Linked DNA regions of Homo sapiens: region 1 is linked to region 2. Evidence: read pairs that join two places in POLR2A ChIA-PET (ENCODE). Cell type or tissue: Panc1. All regions are shown on one strand. Each heading gives the region's core, and the rest is flanking DNA. Links, peaks and the distances in the headings are about the cores only. Region 1 overlaps TYRO3 (TYRO3 protein tyrosine kinase). Region 2 overlaps MAPKBP1 (mitogen-activated protein kinase binding protein 1).

The links. ChIA-PET counts read pairs that join two places held together with the same protein. Peaks named below come from ENCODE experiments on the same cell type or tissue, not always from the same donor. Only the 100,000 strongest peaks of a DNase experiment are listed, where the experiment ranks them.
Region 1: POLR2A ChIA-PET joins it to region 2 with 8 read pairs; 5 of 35 experiments call an interaction of 5 or more read pairs at or near these places.

What each region holds. Positions count from the first base shown.
Region 1 is chr15:41,583,123-41,588,499 of GRCh38, forward strand. TYRO3 (TYRO3 protein tyrosine kinase) reads left to right here. Exons shown (of 19, transcript NM_006293.4): 19 at 1-467. Among named protein-coding and RNA genes, the nearest start is that of TYRO3, 27 kb to the left of the region's middle. RefSeq lists a silencer at 2,347-2,456. In Panc1, for the core only: CTCF peaks have their summits at 2,640 and 2,843; a DNase peak (open chromatin) is centred at 2,729; H3K4me3 peaks cover 1,083 bases; H3K27ac peaks cover 1,432 bases.
Region 2 is chr15:41,784,128-41,789,504 of GRCh38, forward strand. All of the region lies in intron 2 of MAPKBP1 (mitogen-activated protein kinase binding protein 1), which reads left to right. Among named protein-coding and RNA genes, the nearest start is that of MAPKBP1, 12 kb to the left of the region's middle. In Panc1, for the core only: no CTCF peak of the experiment used is centred there; no DNase peak of the experiment used is centred there.

The sequences.
Region 1 (5,377 bases), core at 175-5,174, 200 kb before region 2:
ATTAGCTGGGACTACAGGCACGTGCCACCACAACATGCTAATTTTTTGTATTTTTAGTAGAGACAGGGTTTCACCATGTTAGCCAGGATGGTCTCGATCTCCTGACCTCGTGATCTGCCCGCCTCAGCCTCCCAAAGTGCTGGGATTACAGGCTTCAGCCACCGCGCCCGGCCCAGTTTTTAAGTGTTGTAGAGATGGAGTCTTGCTTTGTTGCCCAGGCTGGTCTTGAACTCTGGGCTGAAGCGATCTGCCCACCTTGGCCTCTCAAAGTGCGGAGATTACAGGTGTGAGCCACCACACCCAGCCAGAATTTCTTGAATAATCTGTCTCCATTTCTCTATATAGCCTCATTGATCTATCTAAACTCCCATATCTATTTTGGTTGCTAGACTGTTCATCCCAATTACATGTGCCAGTGTCACTGCTACACTAATTGAATTACTATAAATGTATAATGTTTTCCTATATGTTCGTGGTACATTTTTTTTGCAACGTTCTCCCAAGGTCTGAGGAACACTATGTCAAGGCATGGCATGAAAGGAATACAGGTCTCCCAAGGCTTTAGAGAAGAATGATTTGTTCATGGTGTCACAAAGCAAGGGGTGAGGGGCACAATTGGGATGAAAACCCAGGGATCTACGTAATTCCTCCATCTTTCCACTGCCCCAGAGTGGGAAGGTAGGGGTAGCTGAGAGGTTTTGAGGACCAGAGGATAGCGGGGAGTAGTCTGGATAGACTTTTCTGTCTCTAAGTCCTGTTAACTCCACTCTCCTATTGCTTTTGCATGGGTCCCTCCCCAGCTATCAGCATCCTGAGGCCTCCTCTCTCACCCAGAGTATTGCAACAGCTGTGCAAACCTTCCTGACGAAGACCAGGTCAGCACTCCTTTGGTTATGAAGCCGCTGCCCCCAACACCTGTGGAATTTGTCTTCAGGGTTCTCCTTCCTGTTTTGTAATTATAATTATCTCGAGAGGCCGAGGTGGGTGGATCACTTGAGGTCAGGAGTTCAAAACCAGCCTGACCAACATGGTGAAACCCCATCTCAACTAAAAATACAAAATTAGTCGGACATGGTGTCATGCGCCTGTAATCCCAGCTACTCTGGAGGCTGAGACAGGAGAATCGCTTGAACCTGGGAGGCGGAGGTTGCAGGGAGCTGAGATTGTGCCACTGCACTCCAGCCTGGGTGACAGAGCAAGACTCTGTCTCACAAAAAAAAAAAAAAAAAAAAGGCCTGGCGCGGTGGCTCACGCCTGTAATCCCAGCACTTTGGGAGGCCGAGGCGGGCGGATCACGAGGTCAGGAGATTGAGACCATCCCGGCTAACACAGTGAAACCCCGTCTCTACTAAAAATACAAAAAATTAGCCGGGCGTGGTGGCAGGCGCCTGTAATCCCAGCTACTGGGGAGGCTGAGACAGGAGAATTGCGTGAACCCGGGAGGGGAAGCTTGCGGTGAGCTGAGACTGAGCCGCTGCACTCCAGCCTGGCCTGCAGAGCGAGACTCCATAAAAAAAAAAAGAAAAAAAAATTATCTCTCCCCCTTCCCTTTCCTCTCCATATAAGTTGTGTGCACACAGGGACCTGTCTTTTTTATTATGGTATCCTCAGCGCTTTCGCACTTCGTAGGCACTCAATGAATATTCATTAATTGGGTGTGGGGGTAAGGGAAAGGAGGGGTCTAGTAAAATTTATAACTGGCGATTTGGTGGTTGGTGAGAGTATTGAGTGCGTGCCTAGGGCGCACAGGGGAAAACACTGGTAATATTTACTTCACGAGACCTTTTTAGAATTAACTAAAAGTATCTAAGGGCCTAGAAGAGTTCCTGACAATTGGCCAAAGTTCAGTAAATCTTAGAGAACACTCCTCCCCTTTTCTCCAAATTCCTCAGTTTTTCCCCAGGGTAGAGCAAGAGCAAAGGAGAGAAGCCTTTTGGGCCCTCCCTAAGCCACAGACAGGTTGGGGAAGCCTCTGGATCATTAAAAGGCAGAAAATAATTTTACATTTGGTCCTCTAAAACCCCACAAGCCCCAAATCAGAAGGCTGTGCCTGGACTTAGCTCGAGCGAGCCCAGAAGCACCTGGTGGGATACGCAGCTGTGCCCCAGGCATTTCTACCCACGGGCTCCGGCCAGAGAGGCTCGCGCTAGGCGGGCTGGGCCCGCGGGACGAATCCTCACCTCTGCGGCCCACTCGAGAGCGGGGCCACACGCGGGCGTCACACGCGCGGTCACGAGCCGGTTTGCCCCGCCGGGGCTTGGCCGAGGCCGCTCGGCGGCGGGCAGGGAAAGGCTTGGCCTGGCCGGCGGGACACCAGCGCCTTTGTCCGCGGCGCAGAAGGGCCCCAGCTGCGGACAGAGCCGGCGCCCTGCAGGCCGCGGGGAGGAGCGCGGCGGGCGCAGGCGGTGGCGGCCCGTGGGCGCGGGGCCCCTGCAGGGACGGGGACAGACGCGCACGGAGCGGGAGCCCGGCAGCTCCGGGTCTACGGGATCCATCCTCCCAAGGGTGCCCGAGAACACTCCATCGTCGCGGAATGCCCGCGCTTCTTTCGTTAAAGCTGTCTTTGAGTTTGCCTCCTCTGGTGGTAAAAGTTAATTCCACAAGTATTGACTTGGCCCAGAGTAATAGCAAAGAACCGTGAGCCTCCCGTTTTTACGCCCTAGGGGCTCACGCTCTTGGAAACGACGAAAGCGTTGCCTGTTTGTCAAGAAAACTAAGGAAAAACAGAGAAGAAAGCTAAGACGCTCTACAGACAGTAAGCGCCCTGGAAGGGAGATGAGAGCTAGGTGGGTGGGGCCACGTGGCCGAAGTGGAAAAGGCCCTAGTGGTGGGGCTGGGAGCTGTGGGATGCCACATGCCAACAAAGTCAGCAAATGCCTACGGGGCAAAACGAAGATGAAGAGTCCGAGGGAATCCCTAAAGCCAAAAACCACAGAATGTTTGGTAATCATTACCATTCAACAAACAAACTTTCCCTCAATATATTTTTTAAGGTTGACAGAAATAACCCTTTATTAAAATGAAATGTATATAACAACATATAACGTGGATGAAAACAATACATGTGATCCTTAAACTATTTAAAATTTCTTTTCTTTTCTTTTCTTTTTTTTTGAGACAGAGTCTCGCTCTGTCGCCCAGGCTAGAGTGCAGTGGCTGTCGGCTCACTGCAACCTCCACCTCCCTGGTTCAAGCGATTCTTGTGTCTCGGTCTCCCAGCACTTTGGGAGGCCGAGGCGGGCGGATCACCTGAGGTCAAGAGTTCAAGACCAGCCTGGCCAATATGGTGAAACCCCGTCTCTACTAAAAATACAAAAATTAGCCAGGCATGGTGGTGAACGCCTGTAGTCCCAGCTAGTCGGGAAGCTGAGGCAGGAGAATCTCTTGAACCTGGAAGGTGGAGGTTGTAGTGAGCTGAAATCATGCCACTGAACTCCAGCCTGGGTGACAGAGGGAGACTCTGTCTTAAAAAAAAAAAAAAAAAAAAAAAAAAAAGGTAAGACCTGCTGGGCTGCATTCCCAGTAAGTTAAGGCATTCTTAATCACAGGATGAGATAGGAGGTCAGCACGAGATACAGGTCATAAATACCTTGTTTTTTGTTTGTTTGTTTTTGAGATGGAGTCTCACTCTGTCACTCAGTTGCCCAGACTGGAGTGCAGTGGCGCAATCTCGGCTCACTGCAACCTCTGCTTCCTGGGTTCAAGAGATTCTCCCGCCTCAGCTTCCCGAGTAGCTGGGATTACAGGCATCCACCATCAGGCCCGGCTAATTTTTGTATTTTTGTAGAGGCAGGGTTTTACCATGTTGGCCAGGCTGGTCTTGAACCCCTGACGTCAGGTGATCCTCCGGCCTCAGCCTCCCAAAGTGCTGGGATTATAGGCATGAGCCACTGCGCCGGCCAGACCTTGTTGATAAAACAAGTTGCAGTAAAAAAACCGGCTAAAACCCACCAAAACCAAGATGGCGATGAGAGTGACCTCTGGTCGTCCTCACTGCTACACTCCCACCAGCACCATGACAGCTTACAAATGCTATGGCAACATCAGAAGTTACCCTATATGGTCTAAAAAGGAGAGGCATGAATAATCCACCCCGTGTTTAGCATATCATCAAGAACTAACCATAAAAATGGGCAACCAGAAGCCCTTGGGGCTGTTTTGTCTATGGAGTAGCCATTCTTTTATTCCTTTACTTTCCTTATAAACTTGTTTTCACTTTATGATCTCGCTCTGAATTCTCTTTTGCAAGATCCAGGAACCCTCTCTTGGGATCTGGACTGGGACTCCTTTCCAGTAATGTAACCGCCCAAGGTGTTCACCTTGCCTCCTGCCTAGACAGAACCAACTTATCACAACCTTTTTGATAAATTGATAAATTTTGATCGCTCAGCTTATATTCAGTTCTTGTTAATCCCCTAAGCAGGAACTAATTTACTGGGGAGGGATTTAATGTTAAAGTTGGGCATAGGTCTACAAGTCAGCCCAAGAGGATTCCTCACCTCATTAAATCTACTCACCACTGCCGATGAAAAATATATTAATCCTAATGTCTGGTCCAAAAAAGGAAACCGAGGGAAATTCCAAGTCCCTCCGATCCACATCAAGCTAAAAACCCCAGGAGAAGTAGTAAGAAGGAAGCAATCCCTATTCCCCTAGAAGGTAGGATAGGGTTGAAACCTATAATCAAAGACCTTATTAAGGATGGGCTTCTCGAGCCCTGTATGTCCCCTTATAACACCCCAATACTGCCAGTCAAGAAATCAGATGGGTCATACCAGCTACTACAGGACCTTAGAGCTATCAACCAAATAGTCCAGACTACCAACCCCATTGTCCCCAATGCTTACACGGTTCTTAGCAAAATTCCATGTAATCATCAATGGTTTACCATAATAGATTTGAAGGATGCTTTTTGGGCATGTCCCCTGGCTGAAGATAGCCGAAATATATTTGCTTTTGAATGGGAGGATCGCCACTCAGGGCGGAAACAGCAATATCGAGATGGACGGTCTTGCTCCGACGGTTCATAGACTCTCCTAATCTTTTTGGCCAAATTTTAGAACAGGTACTAGAAAAAGTTGTCATACTAGAACAAATATGCCTTCTTCAGTACGTAGACGACATTCTTATATCTGGTGAAGATATAGAGAAGGTAACTGACTTCTCTACACATATTCTTAGCTATCTGCAGTTTGAGGGGCTATGAGTCTCAAAAAGAAAGCTTCAGTATGTAGAGCCCGAAGTTAAATATTTAGGCCACTTAATAAGTGCAGACAAGCGAAGAATAGGGCCTGAATGAATCGAGGGAATGGTGTCCCTACCCTTGCCTCAAACTAAATAAGAACTCAGGAAATTTTTAGGGTTAGTCAGATACTGC
Region 2 (5,377 bases), core at 299-5,298:
TGGTTGGCTTCTGTTTGAGAGGGCACAGTATCTTTGTATGCCATGATTGTTTTCATATAACATAATAACCTGCTGCTGACTTTTCTCAACATGTCCTTTCTGCTTATGATGTTCTTTCTCCAGGCTGCTTTGGGTTCTCTTGTAAGGCCCGTACAGCAGCTGTCACTGAGATACTGCCTCATGACAAACCTAGAACTGGCTAGTGAAAAGAGCTTCTCAAGAGTTAATATGAGCTGGACACAGTGGCTTGGGCCTGTAACCCCAGCTACTCTGGAGGCTGAGGCGGGAGGATCACTTGAGGCCAGGAGTTCAAGACTGGCCTGGGCAACATAGCAAGATCCCATCTCTAAAAGCTTTTTTAAAAAAATTAGCTGGGCCGGGCGTGGTGGCTCACACCTGTAATCCCAGCACTTTGGGAGGCCGAGGCGGGTGGATCACAAGGTCAAGAGATCTAGACCATCCTGGCCAACATGCTGAAACCCCGTCTCTACTAAAAGTACAAAAATTAGCTGGGCGTGGTGGCGCACACCTGTAGTCCCAGCTACTCGGGAGGCTGAGGGAGGAGAATTGCTTGAATCCACAAGGCAGAGGTTGCAGTGAGCCGAGATGGCGCCACTACACTCCAGCCTGGCAATAGAGCGAGACTCCGTCTCAAAAAAAAAAAAAAAAAAAAAATTAGCTGGGACTTTGGGAGACCAAGGCGAGCAGATCGTTTGAGTCCCAGAGTTCAAGACCAGCCTGGGCAACATGGCGAAACCCTATCTGTAAAAAAAAAAAAAAAAAAAAAAAAATTAGTTGGGCATGGTTGTGCATGTCTGTAGTCCCAGCTACTTAGGAGGCATGACGTGGGAGAATTGCTTGAGGCTAGGAGTTCTAGGTCTAGACTCCCTCCCAGGGCCATTGTGAGATTTAAATGAGATTTAATGAATTTGAAAACACATTGTAAGTTTTAAATAACTTCACAGCTATAAGGGGTTGCTAATACTATCAGTGTCTGAGATATCTAGAATACCAAGGAATTTTCTTCTAATTTGTTAGCAAGATTTTATTCCTTCAAGTTTCCATTTGTGAGAGGTCCTTTTTTGTAGGCTCGCCTCTTCTGTTCCAACATTTTTAATCAGCCTTTCTGCATGGCTTTTTATTGTGAACTATCTTCAGTACCTTTTTCTTGCCAATATTCTAACTTGTATCGATAATACTGACCAAAAGGAAGGCTTAGCAGAAATTCTTTTTGATACTAACTTGTGTGTAATGTATTTCAGGACTATGACTATGATTTTGGGGGGAATTTTTTTAAAATGTCAAACCAGTGAACTCCAGGAGTAGAGGGGAGTCCTAATTTTTTCTTTATCTGTTTAGAAACCACCGGGGTGATGAGCATGCTTTTTAACAGCAAAAGCTTCTCTAGATGTAGAAATAATTTTTTTTCTTTTGGGTCTAATTTATATTGACAAATAATTTGAGAAATGAATTAGCCTTTTGTCTAAGAATTTACAGGCCAAGTGAAAATGTGACGTGTGTTAATTAAATAACCCGTTATTTAAGTTTCTAATGTTGTGACCAGAGTAAAATAATCTATTAAAAAATTTTTTTTTGCTTAAAAAAATAAAGATACATGAAGATGTGAAGATATAGGTGCAATCATACCCTTACACTACTGGTGAAAACATACATTAATCCAACTTTCTTAGAGGACAATTTGGTAATATCTATTAGAAAATTTTGCATATTCATACCTTTTGATTCAGCAGTTATAATTCTGGCATCTTATTCTGTGCAGACACTCATACTGCACGAAGGTGTATCTAATTGAATTTTTTGGTGTTATTCATAAGAGTGAAATTTTGAAGTTATCCAGGTACCTATGAGTAGGGGATTGGTGTACATCAATAAGATGAAATTCCTTGTACCTGCCAGAAAGAATGAGGTTAATCTATATGTACTGATGTGGAAGAGTATACAAGATATCTTGAATGGGGGAAAAAAGCAAATTGTATAATACTTTTTTATGTTAATGATTATTTATATTTTTGTTAAAACATATATATATGTTAGTATATGCATACTAAAAAATGAGGCTATAAATACCAAACTTGTTAATATTGGTTATCTCAGGGAGGGATAGTAGATTATGATGGACTTTCACTGTCTCCATTATATATTTCTGTAATGTTTAAATTTTTCACAAAGAGCCTGCATTATTTTTGTAAGTAGAAAAAAAATAAAGATGGAAGTCTCTCCAATTTAAACATGTGTATTTCATATGTAAATCTAAGATGTTTAAAATTTAAAATCCGTATGCTCATTTTATTAAAGCAGTTATGCACAAATGCTATTGAAAAATATATCTGGTATAGCCGGGCGTGGTGGCTCACACCTGTAATCCCAGCACTTTGGGAGGCCAAGGCGGGCGGATCACAAGGTCAGGAGATAGAGACCATTGTGGCTAACACGGTGAAACCCCGTCTCTACTAAAAATACAAAAAAATTAGCTGGGCGTGGTGGCGGGTGCCCGTAGTCCCAGCTACTCAGGAGGCTGAGGCAAGAGAATGACATGAACCCGGAAGGCAGAGCTTGCAGTGAGCCAAGATTGCGCCACTGCACTCCAGCATGGGCGACAGAGCCAGACTCCGTCTAAAAAAAAAAAAAAATATATATATATATATATATATATATAGGTATAATAAGCTTTTTTTGTTTTTTAAAGAAGTAATAGGACATAAAAATATTTTCTTGAAGATTAATGATTAGCTTGTTGAATTTGAGACAATTCATTTCCTTTTTTCTTTGACATTGAGTCTTGCTCTGTCGCCCAGGCTGGAGTGCAGTGGCAGTATCTCCGCTCAGTACAACCTCTGCCTCCCAGGTTCAAGCGATTATCCTGCCTCAGCCTCCCGAGTAGCTGGGATTACAGGCGTAATCCTGACCTCAGGTGATCCATCTGCCTAGGCCTCTCAAAGTAGATTTTTTTCCTGTTGGGATTACAGGTGTGAGCCACTGTGCCTGGCCAGTTTCTAATATCTTCAAAAATATCTCCTTGGTTAGCTTTGATAAATATTTTTTGATACTTTTTGAAGTACATGTGCTTTCTGAAAAGATTTGTTACAACTAATACAGAAAAGCATAAAGAAGAAGAAAAATTATCCATAATTCCAGCACCTAGAGATAACACTGTTCTGATTATCAAGGGCATTTAAAGCTCTTTTTGATCAACATAGTCGCTTTTATTTTATTTTATTTATTTTTGGGTGGGGGGCAGGGACAGAGTCTCGCTCTGTCGCCCAGGCTAGAGTGCAGTGGTGTGATCGCGGCTCATTGCAGCCTCTGCCTCCCAAGTTCAAGCAATTCTCCTGCCTCCGCCTCCCGAGTAACTGGGACTACAGGCACCCGCCACCATGCCCAGCTAATTTTTGTATTTTTAGTAGAGATGGGGTTTCACCATGTTGGCCAGAATGGTCTTGAACTCCTGACCTTGTGATCCACCCACCTCAGCCTCCCAAAGTGCTGGGATTACAGGCATGAACCACCACGCCCGGCCGCGAACACATTCTTTAATTATAACTTAGGTCAGATTTGTGAAGAGCCATGCCATGCATGTCTTTACTAAAGTCAGGGATAAGAGTGTTCTGTTTGTAATCATGTATGGCACATGGATTATGTTATTCAGGCCTTCCTCTGTCTTTCTGGAAAGGCATCAGAATCTTACTTCCTGCCACAACTTCTAGGGGTGGCATTGATAAATAGTTGAAGAATTCCCTAGGAGGTAAAAAAAACTTAATAAGATTAACCAAAGAGTATTCATAAAAATTTTAAGTTTTTTATTTTAATTAATTAATTAATTATTTCCCAAGACAGAGTCTTGCTCTGTTGCCCAGGCTGGAGTGCAGTGGCACTATCTCAGCTCACTGCAACCTCCGCCTCCCAGGTTCAAGCAATTCTTTTGCCTCAGCCTCCCAAGTAGCTGCGATTACAGGCACGTACCACCATGCCCGGCTAATTTTTGTATTCTTATTAGAGATGGGGTTTCACCATGTTGGCCAGGCTTGTCTTGAACTTTTGACCTCGTGATGCACCCGCCTCGGCCTCCCAGAGTGCTGGGATTACAGGGGTCAGCCACCGCACCCGGCCATGATTTTAAGTTTTTTAAAAATGTTTTTGAGTATTTAAAAAATTGATTCAACAAATATATATTAAACACTGTGCCCTGTGCTATAAGCATACAGTTATATGAGATACAACTTCTGCCCTCCAGGAGTGTGTAGACTGGTAGGAGAGATAAGACAAATCCATAAAGAATAGAAGTTCTTTACAAGGTTCTAAGCAGTGCATGCCATGTGAATGATGCAAATTAGGTGCTGCTGTAAGAGTACGGAGGAGGAAGGAATCATTTCTGGCCAGGCGATCACAGAAAGAATCAGAGGGGATGTGACATTTGAGCTGGTCCTCGAAGGAAAGGTAGGATTTCAGTATAGGGTAGTGGAAGGGAAGGTTAGAAGAAGCATATGAGCTATAAAGCCCCAAGGCTTCTTTCCAGAAAAATGAATAGTCCAGATTGACAGATGCACATGATTCAAATAGGTGAGTAGTAGGAAATAGAATTATGAGAAGGGCAGAGTTCATTAATGCTAGGCTAAAACATTTATATTTTATTTAGTTGACAGGAAGGAGTGACTGAAAAAGTTTTTGGGCAGGGGAGAAACATGGATCAAAGCTATGCTGTGGAAAAATTACACGCTGATGGGTTGGAGGAGGGGAGGAAAGAGTCTATAGTAAGGAAATTGATTAGAAATCCATTGCTATATCCAGGAATGTGTTGAAGGCCTAAACTGGGGTGTTGGCATGAAGTGAGCATTTTGTAGAGAATAGGTTGAGGAAACCTTCCTTCTTCCCTGGAGAGTTTCATGGCATAAGTTGTGTGATTGTAGGGGCACTGAGAGCCCTCCACACTCCCCTTTTTGTTCCAGGAGACACATTCACTTTGCACACTTAGTCCAGATAAGGAACAGTTAATATTCTCACTGGTTACAAAATAGAAAAGCAAGAGTTTAAGAAAATCAGGTGTGTAGAGGAATTAGATCCTTTTGATGACCAGATTTTTAGCTCATAAAGCTTTGTTTGTGGTTCTGGTTTTGCTGTAGTACTGTAGAGAGGACTGACTTTAGAGGAAAAAAAAAAACTACAACTCCACCCCCACCCGAATTCTGCATGCTTACATTGAGATAACTCCTTTTCTTGCCTTTCTGATAACTGTGGAAGAGAAAGAGAGGGCAGAAGGGCTGTACCAGGCACTGTAAAAGCTGTTAAATCTGCTCTCTGGACTTGGGCACGTGCTGATGACTGTACTATTAATATAACTGGGTCCTTCATTCCCTCTCCC